2 separate regions of the Homo sapiens genome follow, and region 1 is linked to region 2. Evidence: chromatin loops called from intact Hi-C (ENCODE). Cell type or tissue: ovary. All regions are shown on one strand. Each heading gives the region's core, and the rest is flanking DNA. Links, peaks and the distances in the headings are about the cores only. Region 1 has its middle 13 kb from the start of RAB9B. Region 2 overlaps SLC25A53 (solute carrier family 25 member 53).

Region 1 (8,337 bases), core at 328-8,327, 290 kb before region 2:
ACTAATCTACAGATTGTACACATTCCCTATGAAAATCACATCTGCCTTTTTTTTTTTACAGAAATTGACAAGCTGATGCTAAAATTTATATGGAAATACAAGGGACCAAATTAGTTAAATCACTCTTAAGAAAGAAAAACAAAATTGTAGGACTCATACTTCTTGATTTCAAGGCATACTACAAAGCTACAGTAATCAAGATAGCATGGTACTGACATAACAACAGACATATAGACCAAATGAAGTAGAATTGAGAGTTCATACATAAATCATAAGCTTTATGGTCAATTAATAATATTTTTGATACAGAAAACTTAAAAACACCAGGCATGAGGGCTTCCTTTAATATATTTTGGCAGTCCAGATTAACAGAATCTATCGAGAGAGAACATGGAAGACATAGGAACTTCTGATGGTAAGCTCAGTCATCTAAGCAAAGAGTATTCCTTCCTCGACCTTCCCCACTCCTAAGGAGATTCAGCATTGCTCTATTTAGCCAAGGTCTTTTAAGGCCTGTGGCAGAGGTTTTTGGACTAGGGTCTATGAATAGGATCAAGTGGTTCATAAAACCTCTAAAATTCTAAATAATAATTTATGAATGTGTGGATCTCTACATTTTTCTAGGGAAAAATTCTACAGCTTTCATCAGATTCTCAAAGGGGTTCATGACCAGAAAAGGTTAAGAATCACTCACTGAAGGGTCCTTCTCTGGGATTTAGGCCAGCCAGCAGTCCTGAACTGCCCTAATTGAAATGTAACTGGATAACTTAGTTGAGGCAACTATTTCTTTAGAACTTTTCTTGGTGCTATGAACAGACCGGCTTGAGACTGGCTTTGGGGCACCTTTTTAGTATTATATAATGTACCTAAATCCTACCTAGTCTTGCTCTGCTGCCATGACTTACGCGGACCTGATATTGCCCATTACTATGATGGTCGTTTCCTGCCTCATCCTGGATCCTGACTAGATCTGTGGTAGTATCACTATTATGTTGATGTCACTAGCACAACCTTTTTCTGACTATTCTGTCAGGACACTTCAGTCATCCTAGATTGATGAATTAGGAGAATTATTATGTCATTGACAAAAAAATTTATAAAGCAGGAGTGGAGGGAGAACTGCTTCAAAAGAAGTTGCTGAGTTTCTTTGTAGACATATTAAATGACGGTGGGACATATGAGTAGAAACCACCAGCAGATGCTGCGTCATTTTTGTCTACTGCCTGGCCCCTGTGAGAACCTGAGTTTGTGAGCACTGGCTATAACTGAATCCTTGGGAAAACCCCAGTTAGGGGACTGGAGGAGAAAGAGGATTGCTTAACAAGATCAAGAAGAAACAGTTATACAGGTGAGATCCTAAAGAAGGAGACACTGCAATAAATCTTGGATAAGGGTTCTAGAAGTAATGGGATAAGAGCATGAGTGAAACAATTAGTTTTGGATAAGAGGAAGAAAGTTTCCAGTATCTAATTAGAGACAGAGACTCTTGGAGTTCCAAAGATGCCTAGCCCATCACTGTCATTTTCCAGGCTTGTGGTATATTAAAAGAAAATAATAAAGACATGTCAAAACAGGATCTAAACATTGTGAGATGTTTAAAATGTTTATACTTAACATACTGACACTTCTATCACCACCAAAATTTCCACATAATGTAATATAATATATTTACAAAACAAAAAATTTAAAATGTAACCAGTAATATTCTTTATTGTCTATGGTTTAGTAATAAGACACAAGTTTAAAGTTGTCTAATAAATTTCATTTTCTTTAATCTTGTCAGTTTATGTCAGGAATTAGGACTAGACTTTCTGAATGTACAATCTTTCTGAAAAAACATTAAAAGTCTAAATAGAGGCCTTCAAGAATATGAGACTGGTCAAAATGGTTTTTCCTTTTTTAGAGATGTGAGACTTCTGAAACAGTAGGAATAAAAGGAGGGAATGAGTATGCTAGTCTTTTTTCAGATATATGATTTATGAACACAGTATATAGTTTTTTTTTTTGTTGTTGTTTTTTTTTTTTTTTTTTTTTTGAGACGGAGTTTTGCTCTATCACCAGGCTGGAGTGCAGTGGCGTGATCTCAGCTCACTGCAACCTCTGCCTCCCAGGTTTAAGCGATTGGCCTGCCTACTATTCTGGAGTGGCTGTGACCACAGGTGCGCGCCACCACACCCGGTTAATTTTTGTATTTTTAGTAGAGACAGGGTTTCACAGTGTTGGCCAGGATAGTCTCAATCGCCTGACCTTGTGATCCGTCCGCCTCGGCCTCCCAAAGTGCTGGGATTACAGGTGTGAGCCGCCACACCCGGCCAGTATATAGATTTTTAGATCTTAAAGGAACCTTAAAACCTGATAATCAAAGCTAAATCTGGTAATTCAGATTCTCATTTTATCACAGGCAGAGAACTTCTACAAATTTATGTTACTAGCCTAGACTCAAGATGAGAAATCAAGTCCTCTTCAGAGTTCTCCAAATTTGCCTGATCATATGAATCACCTGGGGGCCTTGTGAAATACGGATAAAACAAATTCTATCCACCTGACCTACTAAATCATAATCTTGATGTGTGGTGCCTGGGAATTTGTATTTTAACAAGGCCCCACAGCAACGTGAGTGTATTATGATCAGGTAGTTTTGGGGGACATTGCATCTGGTTTGCAACTCACTCATCTTTCCATCTTGACACTTGCCCTTCACAATTGCCACAATTTATGGCATTTTAAAGACTAAAATGTTCACATTTTATAAAATTAATTAGGCAGAAGGTTTTGAGTAGTGAATGAAGGCAAAGTTGTGGACTTAGCCTTAATCATCCAATTTACCCTCATTTATGTTCAAGTTGAAGCACTTCGACTTTCAGTCTGTGTTAAATTATTCTGAGGCTGATTTTCATAAGGGTTCTTTTTAGCATGGCATTTGGTTTCTTGAAATCTGAGGACCTCTCAGCTGCAGTTAACCCAGTGTATACTCAAGAATCTCTTCTTGGAGAATGTAAACATTCCATTATCCAGTCACCTTTGATAAAAGACCACTTTCACCAAAAAAGAGCCTCATAACTCACATTTTATAGATGATGAAATGGGCACTCAGAGAAGCTAACTGATTCACCCAAGGTCATATAGCTGTACTGTGGCAGGGCCAAAGCACAAACCTGTTCATCTATCTTGTGTTGACTGAGCATCTGCTTCCCCTGGGAAATACACTCACTGATGGGGATACAAAGGTGAAGAAGACTTGGTCCCTACCCCAAAAGAAGCCCAGGTCTTCAGATTGCAGAATAAGTCAGACAGCCTGAAGATGCTGGGCCACCACTAATGTCACTTCAACTTCATCAGAGCAAGTAGCTTCTAATTTTGACTCCCATATTTATTAAAACAGTCCTTGGGACTGTTTCAGAAGAAAGAGATGTTGGAAACTGTTATCCTAGAGACTTGCTTTGCTTGGTCTCATGACCCTTACATTGTTTAAATTGTCAGTTAAAAATTGGGAAAGCTCATTTTTTGAAAATGTAGACTTCTGAATTATCTTGAAAAAAGAAAACAAAAACAAAAACAAAACACCTCAAGATCTCTTCTTACTGGACCAGTGTTCCCTTGCTGTGATAATCCTTTGGAGGTAAGGCGCTATTGCCTACTTTATTTGGGCTGGTGCTAGCCAATTCAACATAGTTCCTAACCAGCACCTTTTACTCACTCCTACTGCTTACCCTATTCCCAAAGTGTTTAAGTTTGCTAAGCCTGGCCACTAACTTCTGGGGCGACAGTTATTGTCTGAACCATGCTTGACGGCAGGTGGCAGCAGTAAGCTGTTTTATTACCATTTCTCCTCCAAGTTGGAAGGATGTACTGCAGCCGCAATCAGCTTCAGGGATTTTTTCTTTCATTCCTCTGAAAACAAAACAAAACGAAAAACCCAAGGTCATCAGGTTTTAGTTGAGTAATATTTTGACAATGTAAGTTATGAAAAAGAGATTTAGTGTTAGTAATGAGAAAAAGCCAATTGTGTGCAATAGGAATCTACCAGGAAAAAAAGCTGGCTGGCTACCAGGAAGAAAAGTCCTGAACCTGAGAGATAGGGCAAGCTGGCTTGCAGCCACTAGTTGGGGAATCTTTTTTTCACACCACATAATAAAAATTAACTCAGATGAGTCATAGACCTAAATGTAAGAGCTGAAACTTTAAAACCCTTAGAAAAAAAAAACCCATAGGAGTAAATGTTTGTGATCTTGGATTAAGAAATAGTTTTTTAGACATAACACAAAAAAGCACAAGCAACAAAAGAAAAAACAGAAAAATGAGACATCAAAATATAAGGCTTTTGTGTTTCAAGGTACATCATCAAGAAAAGAGACAGTCTCCAGAATAGGAGAAAATGTTTGTGAATCATTGATCTCATAAAGGACTTGTATACAAAATATATAAATAATTCTTGTAACTGAACAATAAAAAGAAGACTGACCCAATTAAAAATTGTTAAAAGATCTGAATAGACATTTCTCCAAAGTATACAAAAGCTAATAAGCATATAAAAAGATGTTCAACATCATTAGTCAACAGAGAAATGTAAATCAAACAATAATGAGATACCACCTCACTCCTCATGGTTAAGGATGGCTATTTAGGATGGCTAAGATACAGACAATAACAAGTGCTGACACCGATGTGAAGAAATGAGAACCTTCATAACTGCTGATGGAATTGTAAATGGAGCAACTGTTTTGGAAAACAGTTTGGCAATTTCTCAAAATGTGACCCAGCAATTCCGTTCCTTGTTACACAGCCAAGAGAAATGAAAACCTGTACACACAAAAGAGTTGTACATGGAGATAAATAGCGGCAATACCCAAAAGATGAAAACAACATGTCTATCAATTGGTGAATGGATAAACAAAATGTGGTAAGCAGTGCCCCCTTATCTGTGGTCTTGCTTTCTGTGGCTGCAGTTATCTGTGATAAACTTCAGTCTGAAAATATTAAATGGAAAATTCTAGAAATAAGCAATTCATATGCTTTAAATTGCATACCATTCTGAGTGTGATGAAATCTGGCATCATCCCACTCTGTCCTGCCTGGGACATGAATGATTCCTTTGTCTAGCATCTCCACACTATATGTTACCTGCCTGCTAGTCACTTAGTCATCTCAGGCATCACAGTGCTTATGTTCAAGTCATCCTTATTTTACTTAATAAAGGCTCCAAAATGCAAGAGTAGTGATGCTGATTCAGATATGCTAAAGAGAAGCCATCAAGTGCCTCTTTTCACTTAAAAGGTAAAAGTTCTTGACTTAATACAGAAAGAAAAAAAATTGTATGCTGAGATTGCTAAGATCTACGGTAGGAATGAATCTTCTATCTGTGAAATTGTGAAGAAGGAAAAATAAATTTGTGCTAGTTTTCCTGTCACACCTCAAACTGCAAAAGTTATGGCCACAGTGCCTGTTAAGTGCTTAGCTAAGGTGGAAAAGTCATTAAATTTGTAGGTGGAAGACATCAATAGAAACATGTTCTGACTGATGGCAGTTGAGTTCAGTACTGTTGAGGTTTCAGGCATCCACTGGGAGGCTTGGAACATATCCCCTCCAGATAAGTGAAGTCTATCTACTGTGTATCCATACAACAGAATATTATTCAGCCAGAAGAAGAATGAAATACTGATACATGCTACAACATGGATCAACTTTGAAAACACTAAGCTAAGTAAAAGAAGCCAGTCACGAAATAATTCTATTTATGTGAAATGTCCAAAATAGGTAATTATATGGAGACAAAAACTAGATTGGTGGTTGCCAGGGGCTGCAAGAAGAAATTGGAGTGACATGATCCTAATGGATATGTTTTTTTTTTTTTTTTCCCCAGAGGAGTTGCGAAAATATTCTGGGGAATAATAGTTGCGAAATACAGTTTTTTGACACTGAGGAAATATGGTTCAGTGTGGGTGATTTTTAGGTGAATGGATGTGGGTTAAAGCAGCTGTGACTATGGCTCAGACCCCCTTCTCTGGCTTTTGGAGGGTCTTTCTTATAGCCTGGCTTTCTGTTGGGTTCCACCTTTGAGAAGTCCTGGCAGGAGATCTGTGAGAGGAAGGCGAATGAGGTCAGGGTGTTTATTCACTCAGCTCACTCTCTGCAGCGTCTCTGTGGGATGGCTAAATTCACAATACTTAATAGATGACTCTCTCAATATCTCCACCTCCCATCAACTAACTTTGCCCACTTCCTCTTCTCCCTCCTACAGGACTGGGAGTAGTAATAACCTCACCATTATTCATCTGGGGTCCTCTGCTATCCCTTGTGATTTTCCTATACCCTACCCACATCTTTCATAATAGTCCTTTTATTACTTTTATTAAATTTTCCTAAATTGTCTCATACAAATGTGCCATCTGTTTTTTGCAATCACCCTGACTAATACACTCATTAGCCTTCACATCCTTAATTCTCACCACAACCTTATGAGGTAGATATTACTATTAACCCTATCTTACAGATTTGCAAATATGAGGCTAAGAGAGTTTAAGTAACATGCCCAAGAACCTTCTGACTCTAGAGCTTTGGCTTCAATACACTATATGGATTTGTTTCCTTTTTTTTTTTTTCCCCACTCTGGTGGTATCCCTGCATCCAGATCCAAGCAATCTGATACACTCTGACCAGTTTATTCTTCCCAAAATATTCATCCAAGGCCCTCTAGGATCTGGCTCTTGTCTATTTTTTATCTTCCCCTGCTTCTTCACTGTACAAATATTCCAGTCAAGCTAAACTGAGCTATTCAATTTTTCCTAAACACACCTTATTAGTCCTAACTCATTCTTGTACTCATAAGGTGCCCCAACCCTGGGTTTCCCTCCTCACCCCAATCCCATATTCTTCTCTGCCGTTTTCAATTTTCCTTTTACTTTGAGGCCCAACTGAAATCCTCCTTCCTCCATAGAGTCTGGCTAATCCTAGTCTGCCACTTTCTAGTAAGTGACCTTCAGCAAGTCATCCTAACCTCTCGAGTCTCAGAGAGTTTGAGCGTTAAATTCATATCAATTATTGGTCCACTGATCTCAAAATACTAATATTTACTGTTCTCAAAATGGCCACCTAGCCTAAGGACTCTTCTCTTCAACAACTTGATCAAGTTTTCACAGTGTTGTCTTGTGTTAAATATCTGCCTTTTTTTTATGGTTGCATAGTATATGAACCCCTTTCCAATTTGGAGGACTTGTCCATTGCATTTTTTTTTTTTGAGACGGATTTTGCTCTTGTTGCCCAGGCTGGAGTACAATGGCATGATCTCGGCTCACTGCAACCTCCACCTCCTGGCTTCAAGCAATTCTCCTGCCTCACTCAGCCTTCCGAGTAGCTGGGATTACAGGCATGCGCCACCACGCCTGGTTAATTTTGTATTTTTAGTAGAGACAGGGTTTCTCCATGTTGGTCAGGTTGGTCTTAAATTCCCGGCCTCAGGTGATCCGCCCGCCTCAGCCTCCCAAAGTGCTGGAATTACAAGCGTGAGCCACCACACCCAGCCCATTGCATACATCTTGATGGAAGAAAAGGCCCTGCCTCTCATTACAGAGACCAAGAGGAGCCAAACATTCCTACTCCCTGCTCCCAGCTATAGGCACATGACCTAGGTTCCGCTACATGACTTAGATGTTTAGCTCCTTCCCATGACTTTGAATGTGGAGGAAGTGGATACAGGGGCAATTGGAAATTTCTCTCTAGCCATAGTTTCACCATCCTTCACAGGCTATAGCATGGTTTAGTATTAATAGTTGGAGAACTTCAGTGTGCAACTGAAACTCCTTGGCATGATGTACGTATGTGGGTGTGGGGGGGCGGGGGAGTGTTTTTGTTAAAATACAGCTTCCTCTGCCCTACATTGACCTGCTAAATCAGGATCCTTGGGAGAGGGACATAAAAATCTTTATTTTTCACAGACTCCTAAGGGCCTTGATGATGCTGATACCCACTAAAGTTTGAAAATCACAGCTCTAGGAGATCTGTAGATAATATGTATAATATGTTATTCGGGCCATACTCATTCTTTCTTTCTTTCCCCATAGCTGTCCAGTATCTCTCATTATTTGGTTCTACAGAAGACTAGATCTATTTTCTCTTCAGAGTCTTTTGCTTTATTTTGAATATTCTTTATATAACCACCACCCAACATACATTAAATACCCAGCCCCCACACACACATCCTGCTCTGACATGTTGAGAGATAAACAGGGCTTATATGCCATCAATCATTCCGCTTATTTCTCATTCTTCTAAGATCAGGAATTTGCTGAGTTTACATAAACCTCTTCCAAGTTCCCAGTCTTTTAAGAATTTAATTTACAT
Region 2 (8,337 bases), core at 303-8,302:
AGGTTACTTCAGTTCCTGGGAAGCCCCAACTGGGGGCTTACTGGCTAATCAAGCTCCTTATGCCCCTGAACATGCCGTCCTGAAACATCAATTGCATTTAGTGTGATTATAAAAACTGCCTTTATCAAGCCTCATCATCTGGATCTCACATCCAGATTGTGTATAATTTCTTAATACATTGCCAGCACATCGTGGCTACACACACCACAGGTTACATCACAGTGACCAGACAGATTCTGGCTTCTAGTAAATGACCAAATAGCTCCTATCAAATCCATCCTCCTTCAGATGTAACAACTATACACCCTGGACAAAATTTTTTTTTAATTACCTGCAAGTATTGACAAGCAACCCAAGGCAGGCAGAAACTGGAGGAGAATCTACATTTAAAAGAAGAGATCAGAACTAAATGAGATTCCCATTTTTAAGACTTTGAACCACAGGGTAGGCCCCAATCAATTCCCTGATGGGTGAACCTTACTGACTTGAAGACAAGAGGACAGAGTTCAGAGTTTCCACAGCAGCTGAAAACTGTGGGGATAAAATCTTGGAATGGAGAGAGCCAGATAGGCAGAGCCCTGAATTCTGTGTATAAACTCTACCAAATCACTGGCTGACCTCTGAATTATGCATTCATGGGACAGTCTCCAAACAGTCTGTATAAGGCTAAAAGAACTGACTAGAGACTTCAGTTGCTGCCTGCCATGAGGGAGACAGAGCATGGAATTTGAGTTTAGTCAAGTTAAATGCTGCTGAAACAAAAATGTCAATACTTTTCAGAGGGATATAATGGAATCCAGATTCTCTAGAACATGTCCTCTGCAATAGCCAGGAGACAAGTCAAAATGACTGAACATTGTTTTGAGAAAAGTCAAAATGATTGAACACGTTTCCTATGGGAAACAGAAAAATGTAACCTATACCAAAGAAAAAAGGCAATCAATGAAGACTGACCCTGAGATGACTGACATGTTAGAATTAGCAGACAGGAATTTTTAACCAGCTATTATAATGATTCCCAAGGACACAGAGGAAAATATGCTCATAATGAATAGTTACCAGCTGTACTGCAACCATGTAAAGATGAGCACCCTATAGAGGTGGGTGGCTGGTTCACAGTCTAGAAGGTAGAAGAGACTGGGAGTGGCAAGCCTGGCCAGGACCTACAGCACCCACCGACACTGTCTTAGTTCAGATTCTTATTGTTTTTCATGTAGACCATTAAAACAGTCTCAAAAATTGCCTCCCTGCTTCTGGTTACTATTTACTATGACCCCCAGCACACACAGAAACCCTAAACACATCTGCATTGATTCCAGAATTACCTATTTGAACACAGATTTAATTAGGACTTTACTGATTCCAAGTAATAGAAACACCATTTGGGCCACAGAGTCAATTTACCCGAAGTTTCACATAATCATAAGTAGATGAGCCTCAAGGACAAGTACAATCAGAGACTCGAACATGAACAGGAATCTTTCAATTGCTCCTCCTGTAAGTTCACTTCATTCTCTGAAACAAGTTTCCTCCCCGTGGCTGTAAAAAGGGCCACCAGCAGCTTCTGGCCACACATCTCCTAGCTGTGCCACAAAACCAAGAGGCAATATTTTCCCTCAATTAAATTTTTAAAAATTGAAGAAAAACATTCTGATTGTCCTGACCTAGACCACATGCCACACCTCAACCAATCGAATCAACTGTGGCCAGGGAGACAGGTACTATGATTGGAAGCTCTCATGAGCACTGAATGGCTAGACAGGAGAGGAGCAGCACACCAGAGTCACAGAGGGGTTCATTTCCAAGGCAAAGGAAGGATTCTGGGAAAAGAAACTGTCAAATGATAAAGGTCTAACAGGTTTCCTGTGGTTGCCACTTCAATGTGTGGCAATATCATCCTCCACGCAAATGTCAGTGTCCTGGGATTTCTCTTACAGCAGAGACTTCTGTTGTTCCCCAACATCTGTTCTCCCCTTCCCCCTACCCAGTATTTTACTGCTTGAAACATAAATGCAATGACCAGAGGACAAGTGTCACACGGTGGAGACGATAGGACAGAAAGTCCATAAGTTATTTTGGATGGCTAATAACTCACAGCTGAACCTGATGCTAACTGACAACCCCCTCACTCCCCACATCTAATCAAGGCAAAACAACACTGAAGTTAAGAGTGTGGGTTAGAGCCAAACCACCTGAGTTTGAATCTAGGCTCTGCCACTTACTAGTTCTGTTCAGCATATTACTTTATCTCTCTGTTCCTGTTTCCTTAGGCATAAAATGATGTTAATGTACCTCATAGGTGGGTTGTGAGAATTAAGATCATTCACGTAAGCACTTAGAACAGTGCTCAATGAGTGTTAACTACCATTTTCAAGGCGTCTCAATTTTACCTACTAAAGATCTTGGAAGACTGTGCCTTCTTTCACAGCCCAAAAGCCACTTTCCATCACTTCAATGAGTCACTGCCTCCTCCACAGCGTCCTCCACATTGCCTCAGCCTGACCTTTCTGAAACACCTTGATCTGACCATGTTACTCCTATTGGAAACCCTTCAATGATTCTTCCTTTCCTACAAAATAAAGCCTTAACTCCTTAGCCTGGTGACCAAGGTTCCTTGCATAAGAGCCCGAATGGACTTTCTGGGCTCATCTCCTGCCACTCCTCCATGATGCCCCAAAGCCCAGCCACACTGAATTACTCTCTACCTTCAACTTCCTACCTGCCTCTAAAGTACTAACCACTCCCGTGTTCCCTCCCTCCTGAACTCTTTCCTCCCTTGGCTGCTGTGGCACCACACCCTCCTGGTTTGCTTCCAATCTCCCTGGCTATTCTTTTTCCATCTTTCTCATGGGTTTCTCATTCTTCAGCCCATCTGTGTCAAGGTTCCCAGGTTCCATCCTTAGCCCACTTCCTGTTTCACTGCATGTCCTGCCCCTGAGTGATGGCATCCCCTGGCAAGCTTCTAAGCTCCACCGACAGCTTCATGATCCCCAGATTTTCACTCCTAACCTCTTTCCTGAGTTTTGGTTTCACACATCCTGATATATCACACCCCCTGAATAGACACCTCAACCTCAGCATGTCCAAAACCGAACTCGTGTTTCCCACCCCAAACCCACTTCCCCTCTTTACTCTGAACCTGTTGCTGGCACCACCATCACCCAAGCCTGGAATTCTTCGATCTCCACATCTAAGAAACGACCAAATCCTAATTCATGTCCTCAATAACTCTCCAACCTGTCTTCTCTCCATACTCACTGCCATTGCCCTCGTTCTGGCCTAAATCCCCTCTAGCACAGACTCTGCCACAGTCACCTCCCTGCCTGCCTCCACTCACTGCTCCAATCCAATGGGCAACCTGTTACCCACCTCCAGCGAAAAACTCATCATGTCACTGCCCTGCTTGAAACTCTTCACTAGTTCCCACTGCTCAATCAGACACAATTATTCTGTGCCTCACAGTAGTTAAATATCTACTATGTACTGGAGCCTATGCTAAGTATGAGGAATGCTTGAAATGGCTGCTGCCTTTTAAGGAATTTACCATCTATCTGAGAAGACAGACATATAAATAACCACTAATAACATGATGCAATAAGTCCTGTGATAGACACACCCACAGAGTATTACAGGAGCACAAGACTTAGGGGTAGGAACCACATCTTCCTAATCTTTGTATCTCCAATATCTGATACCAACTTTGATTAACTAGAGAATTTTATTTGAATACTGAAAAGATGCCCTTCTCTGAGCCTCAGCTTCCCACTATATAAAATGGCTCACAACTCACATATCAAAATATATAATTATGTATTTATGTTACATATAACACACACATTATATATGTATACAATATGCATACACATTATATATGTATATAATATGCATACATATTATATATGTATATATGTCTGACATAGTGCCGGAAGTCTCAAAAGATGTCAGTTTTGCTTCTCCCCTCACCCCTTTAACTCCATCATGGGAGGCATAGCAGAGGAAACGGCAGGTCAGTGATGTAAGAATTAGAAGCCCAACAACTGAAGAACTGGAAACAGCATCATTTCTGTCCTCTGTCTGGTAATGACAGAATGGCTGGAGCACTAGGCAGCTCCAAAACAGCCTTGGGCAGGAACGGCAGTGCTCCAAGACCATCAGAACAAAGGGAAAGAAATCACAGCTTGAACTTTCGTGGACAGGAGAAAAAATCTGACGTGGACAGGAACATGGACTCCTGGCTGGAAGAGGGCTGCTCCTTTCCTCCGCTACTTGAATCCTTCTGCAATATCGCCACCTGGTGGCTATCTAGCATCCCTTTACTTAATTCCCCAGTGCAGTTTGCTCTGACAGCCCACTGCACTGTGAAAATTCTAGAAGGGAACAGCCTCGCTCAGTGAACTGTTTCGGAACTGCTCAAAGTTAATCATATCCTTCTCCATGTCCTGCAAAGTGTCTTGTACTCAAGCTCTATTATAGCACCTCTCATTGTATTATAAATGTTTACCTGTACGCATTCATTCATGCACCCAACAAATTTGTAAGTGTCGTACCTAGAACAGACAGGCAGAGGAGAAACAATGATGAACAAAACCAGTTGACCATGTAAAGAATTAAACATGTACACAGAGAATTAAAATAGCCATATTTCCAACCACTATAAAATAATTATTATAATATTTAATATTTGTTGAGCACTGAATACTGTATCTGTATTATCCCATTTAATGCTCACAACTCAGTGAGGTAGATAATATGATTATCCTCGTGTTACAGATGAAGCAAAAGAGGAACAGAAAGGTTGGGTAAATTGTCCATAGTCACACAGCCAGGAAATGCTAGAGCTCAGATTCAAGCCTGCCCTGGGTCCAGAACTCATGCAATAGTTAAAAACAAGCAAACAAACAAACAAACTACTGTAACCCCCGCCTCAATGCATGTTTGATGATTCAATAAATAAAAACCTTGTACCTCCCAAATTCAAGGAGATAAAAGTTCAGGTAGTAGAATCTCCTAGTAGGAGGTTTAGCTGATCAGGAACTTGACTCCATCCCTCTGAATCTCACCTAACCCCTGGAGATACGCTCTGCTTGATCCCTGCCTCTACTGTAGCCCTGCACCCCCCAAGCCCCAAAGTGAGTGCTCCTCCTTTCATGTGTGAACAAACATAAACCTGAAAAAGCCAATCCTTCAAGATGGATCTTGAGCAGCTCACTGGGCCTAAATGTAAAATAAAGCCAACGAGCCATTTGCCGACTAGGGGTCACACACATACTCTGAGTTCCCTGAAAACCTGCACTCTTTTATCTTTCAGACTTTCAGTGCTTCCCTGAACCAACCAATCAGAGCTCATCTTCCTCAGCCAATCAGAGCTCAGCTGTGTTGACCAATCAGGGCTATGCTATATGGACCAACCAGAACTCAGCTGCATTGACCAATCAGAACTAACCATGCTTCAATCCTTCGTTATAAATGTACTTTTGTTTTACACTGGAGGCTGTGACTCCTGGGTTTGCAACTGTTCACTGGAAGTCTCTTTCTTCCAGTCTCCTTTTCAGAGACCTTTTGTTCACAGATGTTCTGTCTCAAATATAGACCAAAAAAAACAAAACACTCCATATGATTCTTCCTAACATGATGGAGACAAGTTGGCATTTTCAAGATGCTACCAAATTCTAAAAGTGAACAGAACAGAAATAAATTTCAGAACGCATTCAAAAAGTTTCTATTTTGACCACACTCACACGGTTTTTAGGCTTTGTGCATTTGATATTTGGATTTATGGCTAGACTCAGAGATTTAACATGTGGCTGCCCACCAGCCAGCATAGTGGTTCACGCCTGTAATCCCAGCACTTTGGGAGGCTGAGGCAGGAAGATTGCTTGAGGCCAGGAGTTTGAGACCAGCCTGAGTAACAGGGAGACGGCGTCTCTACAAAAAAAAAACAAAATTTAGCCAGGCATGGTGACGTGCCCGTACTTCCAGTTACTGGGGAGGCTGAGATGTTAGGATCACTTAAGCCCAGGAGGCAGAGGTTGTGAAAAAGGAAAAGTTCTCTCGTACCCCTTGCAGGGTGTGCAATGGGGGGTGTAGCTCACTTCTTCAGTGCCCCACTGCTCAAACCTCTATGGGAGCATACAGATGGGCTGGGAGCCCCACGGCAGTGTCTAGGGGTGAATGTTTACAGCTGAAGCCCCAGTGGGCGTGTGTTACAGGGTGTTCTTTTAGTTTAGCTGCCTGTAGGCAGCTTGTGTTAGCTCAATTCGACCCCTGCCTTATTGCAAGGACAGAGAGCTTTCTGTATCCTGGAGTTCTTGCCTTGGTGTACTGGAGGAATCAGATCACACGTGGGCTTGGAGAATGAGTTCAAGATTTTATTAAGTGGAAGTAGCTCTCAGTAGACGGGGGAACCAGAAGGGAGATGGTTTTCCTCTGGAGTCAGGCTGCTTGCGGCCCAGGTTTTTTCTGACTGCCCTAGCCAAACTCCGTGTCGTTCTGCCGCTCAATGGCCTGCCGGCGTGCTGGTAACTGTCGATGCGTTCCTCTCCACATCCAGCCACCTGTGTGTTCCTCCACTGATGTGCTCCTCTCAATGCCCAGCCACATGTGTGTCTGCCTGCTAGCGTCTCGGGGTTTTTATAGGCACAGGATGGTGGTATGGCAGGCCAGGGTGGTCTTGGGAAATGCAACATTTGGGCAGGAAAACAAAAATGCCTGTCCTCACCCAGGTCCATGGGCATAGGCCCGGGGGTAGAGGCCTAGCCAGGGACCACACTCTTCCCTCCTTCCATATCATTTAAAGGGATCATGCTCTTCCCTTCCCAGTACTTCCCTTTCCCCTTCCCTATCAGTTGCAGTGAGCTGAAATGGTACCACTGCACTCCAGCCTGGCTGACAGAGTAAGACCCTGTCTCAAAAATAAAAATTGGCTAGGCGCAGTGGCTCACGCCTGTAATCCCAGCACTCTGGGAGACTGAGCCCAGTGAATCACTTGAGGCCAGGAGTTCAACACCAGCCTGTCCAACATGGTGAAACCCTGTCTCTACTAAAACTACAAAATTAGCTGGGCGTGGTGGCACATGCCTGTAATCCCAGCTACTTGCGAGGCTGAGGTAGGAGAATTGCTAGAACCTGGGAGGTGGAGGTTGCAGTGAGCCAAGATTGCACCACTGCACTCCAGCCTAGACAACAGAGTGAGAAACTCCATCTCAAAAAAATAAAGATAGGCTGGGTGCAGTGGCTCATGCCTGTAATCCCAGCACTTTGAGAGGCCAAGGCGGGCAGATCACAAGGTCAAGAGATCGAGACCATCCTGGCCAACATGGCAAAACCCCATCTCTACTAAAAATACAAAAATTAGCTGGGTGTGGTGGTGTGTGCCTGTACTCCCAGCTACTAGGGAGACTGAGGCAGGAGAACTGCTTGAACCCAGGAGGCGGAGGTTGCAGTGAGCCGAGATTGTGCCACTGCACTCCAGCCTGGCGACAGAGCAAGACTCTGTCTCAATAAATAAATAAATACATAAATAAACAGATAAATAAAATAAAAATAAATAAAATAAAATGTGGCTTTTAGTAAACACTCTATGCAAGACATTGTGCTTTGCACTATTGATGCATTCTCTCATTTAAACTTCTCACCAAACCTGTGAAGCAGGTAGATATTCCCATTTTACAAATATAATAGGACCAAAGAGATAAAGTAAGTTTCCCAGGGTCACACAGCCAATAAGCAGAAGATCTGGCATTTGAACTTAAGTTGTCTGACATCAGGTCTTGAATTTTTTATGACTATGATATACAGCCTCCCCTCCTTATTTATTTATTTATTTTGAGACAGAGTCTCACTCTGTTCCCCAGGCTGGAGTGTAGTAGTGGGATCAAGGCTCAGTGCCACCTGGACCTCCCAAGCTCAAGAAGCAATCTTCCCACCTCAGCCTCCCAAGCAGCTGGGACTACAGGCATGTGCCACCACACCCTGATAATTTTTGTCTTTTTTGTAGAGACAGGATTCCGTGTGTGTGTGTGTGTGTGTGTGTGTGTATCACAGCATAGTTTCTGGCTTTCTCCCAGGGATAAGCCTGGCTTTTATTCTTGCATTGGTTCAGTGAGGGGATTTAATTACATATAATCTCCATGGCTTGTGTTAAATTGAACTACTTCTTACCACCTATTTTCTTCAACTAATCACCTCTTGCTCACTCTGTAGAACTAGGTTAAAACTCATAGCTCCTGCAAGAAGCCTTCCCTGGTCTCTCCAATTACCCCCTTTAACATTGGTCTCTCCCAAATTCATTCTAAAGGAGAGGTCCAAGTCTAACAAATTTTCTGGGGAATACCATAA

Evidence for each region. A loop is a pair of places that touch in the nucleus more often than their neighbours do. Peaks named below come from ENCODE experiments on the same cell type or tissue, not always from the same donor. Only the 100,000 strongest peaks of a DNase experiment are listed, where the experiment ranks them.
Region 1: a loop joins it to region 2, with 2.1 times the contacts of the local background. A loop is called at or near these places in 54 of 110 quality-filtered maps.

Annotation. Positions count from the first base shown.
Region 1 is chrX:103,841,474-103,849,810 of GRCh38, forward strand. No RefSeq gene overlaps it. Among named protein-coding and RNA genes, the nearest start is that of RAB9B, 13 kb to the left of the region's middle. In ovary, for the core only: a CTCF peak has its summit at 3,773 (motif pointing right); a DNase peak (open chromatin) is centred at 3,768; H3K27ac peaks cover 1,604 bases.
Region 2 is chrX:104,132,315-104,140,651 of GRCh38, forward strand. All of the region lies in intron 1 of SLC25A53 (solute carrier family 25 member 53), which reads right to left. Among named protein-coding and RNA genes, the nearest start is that of SLC25A53, 21 kb to the right of the region's middle. In ovary, for the core only: a CTCF peak has its summit at 4,292 (motif pointing left); a DNase peak (open chromatin) is centred at 4,267; H3K4me3 peaks cover 428 bases; H3K27ac peaks cover 498 bases.